Regions from separate parts of the Homo sapiens genome. Here region 1 is linked to region 2. The links are chromatin contacts, found by Hi-C or POLR2A ChIA-PET in ENCODE. All regions are on one chromosome and are shown on one strand. The core of a region is the stretch at or near the end of the contact, and the rest is flanking DNA. Distances in the headings are between cores, read along the strand shown.

What was found. Hi-C counts contacts between places; a loop is a spot of excess contacts on that map. ChIA-PET counts read pairs that join two places held with the same protein, here RNA polymerase II (POLR2A). Pooled maps may share reads with other maps.
Region 1: a loop to region 2 is called in a pooled map, with 1.8 times the contacts of the local background. The contact joins two enhancer-like sites. A Hi-C loop is called at or near these places in 1 of 168 maps with a recorded cell type or tissue (endothelial cell of umbilical vein) and 2 of 50 pooled maps. POLR2A ChIA-PET finds 5 or more read pairs at or near these places in 2 of 52 experiments (BJ and activated CD4-positive, alpha-beta T cell).

The regions. Positions count from the first base shown.
Region 1 is chr7:93,013,235-93,017,405 of GRCh38, reverse strand. No RefSeq gene overlaps it. Among named protein-coding and RNA genes, the nearest start is that of SAMD9, 100 kb to the left of the region's middle. Within about 2 kb of position 1,250, at least 6 of the 41 ENCODE cell types and tissues checked have a DNase peak (open chromatin) inside an H3K27ac peak, as active enhancers do.
Region 2 is chr7:92,618,749-92,623,398 of GRCh38, reverse strand. It overlaps CDK6 (cyclin dependent kinase 6), which reads left to right. Exons shown (of 8, transcript NM_001145306.2): 6 at 313-363. Among named protein-coding and RNA genes, the nearest start is that of FAM133B, 31 kb to the right of the region's middle. Within about 2 kb of position 2,183, at least 5 of the 41 ENCODE cell types and tissues checked have a DNase peak (open chromatin) inside an H3K27ac peak, as active enhancers do.

The DNA.
Region 1 (4,171 bases), core at 1-2,500, 390 kb before region 2:
CCCTCACTGTGGCTACACTCAGTCCTTCCTTGGATTTACCTTGAGCCTTCCTGGTAAGCTGAGTTCATTTTATTGAAGCTCAGCTCAGCCTCAGCTCATAGCATGGGTGGGAATCCTGAACTCCGTATGTCTTTCCATATTCTGTCTCACTTAGTATGATTTACATGGTGTACCAGAGGGCTGCTTTCCTGTCTTTTGTGAGAAAAACACCCAGAACCCCATTTGTTTTTCTTCCCCTTGAAGGATTCTGATTTATTACCCAGAATGAGTTCTCAAGATGACATCAGCCTGTCCTTGAGAGCACGGTGCATGTGTGCTCCAGTAGTCAGTTGGGGCAGGACTGTTCTAAAGCCAAATACCTCTGTATCCTCGAGCAAATCATCCTGTTCACTAAGCCACCGTTTTCCCATAAGTAAAATGACAGTGATGGTATCTACTCTAACGATAGAGAGGTGAAGCTTTTGCACCTGAAAGGTAGTATTTTCTCCTAGCAGTTAATCCTTATAACTCCTTTAGCATGAAGACAGCATTCCCATTTGAGTGCAGGCAGCCTGTTGCTGTGATATTTGCACCAGAGAGTTTGACTTGCAGTGTCTAGAAGAGAGGGAGGCTTTGGGTTTCGCAGGAGAAAATGGGAAAAGGCCAGGCCCCAATCCACTGGGTGAAGGACAGCATTCTGACTTCCGCGGATGGTCCATTGTGTCCCCCCAGACAAGAAGCTGATGTCTGAAGGATGCACCCTGAGGCTATATGAGAGGTACAGTCAGGGGAGGAAATGGTACCCCTGGGAATCGATGTGAACATCCTCATGACAAACTGGGGAATGGCTTCCATCCAGAACAGTTTCCCTATTTGGTTTTCTGCCTTGAGAACTATATGTATAAAAGTCATCAACAATGCATGGAAGAGGGCTCTTTAAAAAACAATCAGGCTGAAAGTCCCTAGATGCTGCGGGCCTAACAGGCTCTCTCTTCTGCCTGCCAGAGAACACAAGCCCTGTCTGACTTCCTGTGAAGCTAGTCAGGGCAGAACATCTTTTCTCCGGATCCTCTTCTCAGCAGCAGCCACAGCAGTAAATCTTCAGAGAGGCCTCATTAAGCAAGCTCCTTTTTGAACTCCCCCCACCCTCCAGACCTCTTGCAACCACCACTGCCATCCTAGCATGTTATTATTTTTCCCTCCTAAGCTAGCATTTTCCTCACACCCAGCACCCAGGCCTCCCCACACAGCTCTCGCTTTCCTTAACAGACTCTTCAGCTGGAATCTCTCCAAAGGGTGTGTTCGTGCAATCAAAAACTTCCCTTTTTGTTTTATCACATCATTAAACATATCAGATAAGGCCCAGCAAAGGGAAGGGGGAGGGAGGGAGAGAAGAAAGGAAAAACGAAGGGAGAGAAAGCCCTTTTGGGGTTGGTTGATGGAGGATGGGGGGGTAGGTAAAGGGGGCACAGGAAGGAGGAAGAAGAAATCTTCACATCAGCATTTAGGACCATGCAGGCTCAGCAAACACAGACATACAGGTATCTGGTGCAGCCTCTCCCCATCTATCCCTAGCCCCTTCTCAGGAAGCTGCACAGCATTCAGGCCTATAGCAAATGACTGTCCCCAAGTAGAAAAGAACATATAAAAGAAATCAGACACAAGATACAGTGAGACACAGGACACCAGGACATTAAATAGTTAATTTTTAGCAAAACCAGATTGCATTTCCATCATGTGCAAGCAGTCAGCTGCTATTGTAGGTCACCAAGATACAACGCATTATTTCTACAGTTTGTGGAAAACATTAGGCAGCTGTAATAAAGTCAATGGTATTTCCTTCCTTACTGAAACATGACTTCAGTAAATCCCCCATTTAAATTGTTTTCCCTTTCTAAACATTTCTCTCCATCTGCACAATAAGTCAATAAAAGAAATCAAAAGTTAAAATGCCTAATGAAATTTTATCAGGCATGAAATGGTATTTAAACCAGAGTTGCCACCCGGGCTTAGATGGGTGAAAACTGACCCGAACTTGAGGGGATATAAAAAGCAGGGGGAGGGTAACAGCAAATTTCAGTGGCCTTTATGTATTGCAGCCACTGGGAAAAAAAAAATCATTCCAAGGAGGCATTCCATAAAACCAAGACTCTCTGAGCAGTTAAGATTTTTACAGGAGGTACATCATTTCTGTAAACCTCTGCATTCTTTTAGGCCACCATTCTTTTTTCTTTCTTTACTTCTTTGCACTGACATGCTTATTTTGAGATCAGCCTTCATCTGTGTACCTTTGTCATGATCCCAGGAAAAGTGGCAGGAAGAAAGCCTGAGAACATTTTTAAGAAGAAGAAACAGATGGGAAAGGCAGGGGACTTAATTCTTAATCTCTCTTAGAGAAAAGCATTGGATATTCCATGCAGACTCAGACAGAGTTTTAAATCAATGGGCGTGGAGAGAAAGCAATCTAGTATAAAATTGCTTATTTTAATAATTATTTTCTGCACCATCTTTGAGTCATAATAGACATATCATTTTTATAGGAGTCTGAAAAGGAGCCATTCAACATGTATGTGGATATTTTCCAGCCTTATCAATTTAAAATGTTAAACTTCTTTAGAAAAAAGTCCCAGAGTCCTCCCTCACACAGGCCATCCATGGAAATAAAGAAGCATTATGTCTAAGAAGGGACATCAGAGTCAGATCCTCTAATTGGGGGACATATTCAGCACTTCCAGAAAACTTCCTGGTTCTGTTTGTAACCAGACGAGTGTGTTTCAAAGTGATTGGGCTTACTGATTGTCTTGCCAAGAAGGAAGTTGTTGTCAAGCCTGCTAAGCAGGAAGAAGGCCTCTGTCATATACTGGATCTTGTTCATTTCTAATGGCTCTGGAAATCAGCATGGGAGGGTGGTTTTCCCACAGTATGTTCTACTCCACTGTTCATTAAAAAGTCAGCTATGGGAGTGCAGATTGCAGAAGAAAGGCCTTGCCTCCATTCAGAAACTGGCCAACAAGTATACAGGAAAGTATGTTTTTAAGTTGTGGCCAGCATCAGGGAACTACAATTGCAAACAGATCTTACTAGTGCCCACCCAACCTGATGATGTTAAAATTCCCTCAATCAGTCAAAGTGATACAATTTGCAAACATTTGCACAGCTATCAGGGCCTCTCTAGGCATTTTTACATCACTAAAGAAAACTGGGTCTGCAAATCTAGGAAACGACATGTTTACTTTTATTTTTTTTAATATGACTTTCTGTAAAACAAAACAATGGGCACTAACTTTTCCAACTTTTGCCTCTTCCCATCATAGCCCCAGAAATCTCCTAGTGTTAGAGATTCTATGACACTCAAACAGACAATGTGCTTCCAACAATGTATTTGTTGATAATATTTGGGGGGACAGATGACTGGAAAGAAAAATATGTGTAAATATTTGAAACAGGCACACACAACTCCAGGGATGAGACGCATTTGAGATTTGCAGATACACACCAGTCTCCCATGTTTAACAGCCCATCCACAAAACCCTAAGCAAGGCTAACCATGTCCTATCTGCACCAGACCAGATGTGTGCAGAATACCCGAGCAATGACTGACTGCTATGTGATTGAAGGAAGGATTGAAAACTTAAACTGAAATTCAAGAGGGGGATAGACAAGCCTGGCATAGGGAAATTCTGATGTAGGGAAATAGTTTTTGGACAGATGTGTCATGCAAACTGTAAGTCAACACAGTAGAGTCAGAAACAAAACCAAGCTGGATAACCATTGGAAACAAAAGGATAATGTTTAGATGTGTGCCTCTTAGAAAAGACTGCTGCTCACAAACCAGCTATTTTGATCACACATAGAAACCCCACTGGATACAGCTGGACAGAGCCAGGTCTTGTGGGCTGGATACTTACATAACATTAAGGCCCTTTTTAAGAAAACATTTTAAAAAATACAAATACAAAACTATGTGCCATATGCCTATAGTTCCAGCTACTCCAGGGGCTAAAGTAGGAAGACCACTTGAGCCTAGGACTCCAAGTTCAGCCTGGGTGACATAGATAGCAAGACCCTTATGTCTTAAAAAAACTTATGTATAGATGTGAAGATTTATTTAGAAGGGGCCTGTGCAAGTGAAGCACCCTGAGGTTTAAGCTTCATTAGTTTCCCAATACATTCACCACTGGTGATAATACTT
Region 2 (4,650 bases), core at 934-3,433:
GAAGTTAAGCAGATCTTTGAAACCTGGAACTGAATTTGACGGTAGCACTGTTGTAAGAATGACTGCAAACAGAATGCCCGTGATTGTAAAACATGGAATTCATCTACCACCAGGTATTCATGAGAGATCCTAACCCATACATGAAATGCAGGGAAAACCTTCACTTACCAAAGGAAAAATGTCTCAATTTTTTTTACTTCTTCCCAACCCATAAAGAATATTTTGCTTCCTGTGAAACAATGATAATGGCAAATATGATTGAAATGTAATCTGAGAACATTTCTTATTTAAAATGTATCTTTATTCTTTTAGGCCTCTTTTTCGTGGAAGTTCAGATGTTGATCAACTAGGAAAAATCTTGGAGTAAGTAATAATTATAATTTTACACCAGTGTCCATAGCATTAAAACATTTACAGTGACTTTCCTCTGACATGCATATCATGTGTTTATCTCTTGTCTTTCTTACTTCAAGCAGCTGCTGCAGACAGTGTTACTATTTGTGTGGTGAGTGGAGACATGGTAGAAGTGCCGTTTTATGCAGAGCCCTAACTGCTCTGCTCTGGAAGCTTGTATGTTGCTTGTGTGGATCTTTTTGCTGCTCCTCTTTCTTCGTGTGGCTGAGCTCCAGTTCTTTTAGTTCAAATACATTTTCTGCTTGTGGTCATTTCAAAAGCACCCACCATCAGAGATGGGATGCCTGGTGACCAAGTACCCATCCTTGTCCAGTGAGCTTCCTGTCCCCACTGAGTATCCTTGGTCACCCAGGTTGGTTCTGCGTTGTTTTGTTTTGTTTTCCTGGGCGAAGGATGGTATGCTACACATCTCATTTTTCTTTGGAGCACCAAAATAGAAAATGAGAACCCTAAGTCTTTGGCAAAATAACTCTGCAACTTTGAGAAAGTCATTTAAAACACCTCGTGAAGGGCTTACACAGTGCCTGGCACATAGTAAGCACTTTAAAAAGTTATCTATTACTGTTACTATTAGAGTTCATCATTAATTATTTAACCTTTTATTTCCTTAACTTCATCTGAGAAATGAAACTCTGACTTAAATTCTCTATAAGATCCTTTCTTGTGCTCAAATTCTTTGGTTTCAGTTACATCGCTCCTTGATGATTTACATAGTTTCATTCATGTCTGCATGTTCATGCATGTATGCATTCATGTTTCTAGAATGTAACTGGGGCACTTCTTCTGACAAAGCATGCAGTGTGGCATCCTTTTTTGGTTTTTTGTGTTTGAAAGGCCCATCCAAATTGGAGTGGAGTAGGAAAAAAGTGGGAGTTCTAGACCAAAAATAGCCCTGATCTTTGGTCTGTGACATTTTATAGGAATCCCAGTGATTTTTATGAAATTCGAAGTCTGTAAGACTGAAAAAAAAAAAAAAACCACCCCTAAAGAACAGATTTTCATATCAGCACTGTCTACTCAAGCGTGACTGCTTAAAACAGTTAATAAAACTGGAACCTGATTTTGTTCTTTTAGTGACTAGAAGCAGCTAGACTTCTGTTAATGCCAGTGCTACTGCTGAGTCAGAACATAGTAGCTTTAAGGCCTGAATAACATTTGCTAGTTTTTTATGCCTGGGGGCTTCCTGGGTCCAGGGCAGGTGATGCTACTGCTCCTACTACTGACCACTCTGTACAGTGGATAAATTCAACACAAAGCCTTCATGTTACCCCTGCTTCTGAATGGCAAGTTATTTAATCACTCGATGAACTCCCATCTATTTTTCCCCATGACTGTTGAATATATTTTGTGTGCATGTGATCATAAAGAGGAAACTAGGGAAAGCAGACATACTGATGACCTTCTGTTAAAAGGAAAGAGAATCTTGACTAAAGTCAGCTTGCCAGGACTTGAAAGCCATCACCTTCTTTCCCTTATTTATACTACCTGACAGTTGTGTCTACCTCCAGCACTGATGTCTGCAATCTTGTTAACATTGTTAGTGCCCCCTTAGTACATGAGGCCAGTGAAATGGACCAGAAGGAACATTTGACCGGCATGTTTGACCTGCTTCCAAAGAAAAGCCAGTTCTGCTTTTGGCAAAGTCCTGACAATCGTAGGTTGCCAACAGCAAAGAAGCTGTAGAGTTCTATGGTTTGTGCCTTTAGATTTTACTTTGTGGTTTCTGGCATTGTGTCATCAAAATTATGTTCTGTTTCCTCTGAATGCATTACCTTGCCAGAGAAAAGGGACAATGCTGCACCCTAGCGTCACTGCTGAAGTACTTGAAAAAATATTTCTGTCTCCTCCATCACTGCCATTTATAGATTTTGTGCCCTGTTGGGCTTGCCAATATAAATGTCAACTTTTAAGGCTTATATTCAGCAGTCCAAATAGTGGAATTAAGTGCAAGCATTTTTAATGGACCTATCAGAATTTCACAACACATATTTGGGCCATAAAAGTTCATTCTGGACATGAAACCAAATTTTTTTTAAGGAAAGCCATATTCACATACTCTTTTTTATTTTTTTCTTTGGAGACAAGGTCTTGCCCTGTTGTCCAGGCTGGAGTACAGTGGTGCGATCTTGGCTCACTGAAGCCTTGGCCTTCCGAGCTCAAGTAATCCTCCTATCTAAGCCTCCCAAGTAGCTGGGACTACAGGCACAGGGCACCACAACCAGCTAATTTTTATATTTTTTATAGAGATGGAGTTTCACCATGTTGCCCAGGCTGGTCTTGAACTCCTGGGGTCAAGTGGTCCACTTGCCTCGGCCTTCCAAACTGCTGGGATTACAGCCACCCCACCTGGTCCATGTTCACATACTCTTAAAGGGAAAAACATTTCTGTGTTTAGGAAGATTTAAGCCTTCAAGTAATAGCAAGTATTAAAAGTGAAACAATAGTTTTAGCCTGTGACATCTTAGAGCATTTTTAAGAATGATGTCATAGCTAAATGGAAATAAAATATTGGAATAGAGAGAACGGAACTCACTCTGGACTCTGTGACTGAGCTTGCTATCTGTGACTTTGGCAGTTCATTTTATTCCTCATTCTCAATTTCCCCATCTATAAAATGAGACTAATAACACCTGACTTACATGTCTTAGGAAATTATTACAGGAATCAGAGGAGGTGATAGACTTAAAGTTTTATATATATAGTTATGTGTTTGTTTAAAATTTTATATAAAATTATATAAAGTTATTTGTATATGTACACACATACAAACAGAGATGTGCTGTTCCTCTGAAGGCTTTTGGCATTCAGTTGATCATATACTTGCAAGATGTAATTAGATGTAGATACATTCAAAGCCACAAATAAAAAAGATTTTAAATATTTCTAGGAGTTATTAATATAATCAATTTCTAGCTGACTGGTGAATATACACAAAAATATTGATACACATAGACCTGACAACTAAAAAGGAATGAAAGGAAATTTTTAAAGCTCTCTAACAAGCATTTTTCATTCCCTCCTCTGCCCTGTCCCATTGTATCCAGACACTTACACGTGCATTTCTTTTCATAATTAATAGTGGTATTTTTGGTTTTTTTCTTTTTACTTCTATTGTAGGCTGTACTATTGAACAAATCTATATATTGCTCATTGTCATTTCTATTTATTGCTTCTAGTAAATATGTCCATGAATCTGTCTTTGCCTCAATAATGTAGCTCTCTCAGTATGCCTGATAGAGGCCGAATTACAGTGTCTTCCCCAGACACCCAGGCAGAGAAGCCATGATGACAGGGTTATCTTCCCAGCTGAAGTCTATGGCCTGGGCTCCGTGTAGGTGAGGGAAGGGGAAATGAAGTGCTACAGATCTTGAGACCTGTACCACATCTTCCTGAAATCTGGAAGTACATTCATAAGAACACCTCTTCCTGGGCCTTAGTCCCAACAAGTAGAGGCCAAGCAGAAGACCCTAATGTGGGCCAGCACAATTTCTAACTGTAGTTAAAATTATTTGTTCCAGTATTTGAATAGCTATGTACCCCGTCCACTAAACTATGATTTTATTTTTGGTTCAGAGTTATACAGTCTGTGTGAGAAAGAAGTCCCTGCATCCTCTGATTTTCTCTGTTCAAACCTACTTACGACCTATATGTAAACTATAAATAATATCTATACAATGTATAAGTTATGTAAGTCCATTGACCCATTAATTTTTTAAAGAATCTTAAGTTATACATAGATACAAGCAGTTCATATTTTAAGTGTGGTAGTGATGTATTTCCTATGCATCTTGTATTAATAACATTTTCTAATTATAATAATAGTAGGCAGTGTATTGATTGATAATTGACTGTGTGTGATGTATATCAGGTGCTGTGCTTTGTACTTTAAATTATAAATTTATATATTACTATAAATTCAAATAAAGTATAACTGATCCTCATTACAACTGTAAGTTATTATCATTGTATACATAAAGACACTAAGGGTCATAGATGTTAAGTAATTTGTCCTTACCTGCCAGTAAGTGGCAGGTGCAGGATTTGAACCCAAATCTGCCTATTTCCGAAGCCTGTGCTTATCACTTGCTGTTCTTTCCACATTTCTGATCCCAGAATGGTTTTCAGGGGAAATATAAATAATAGTCTTTTAATTTACTGTTTGCTCACTTTGGAATACCACAGACTTCCTTTTATAAAATCATGTTTGTATAATGCAGGACTAGCACGTTTTAGCCT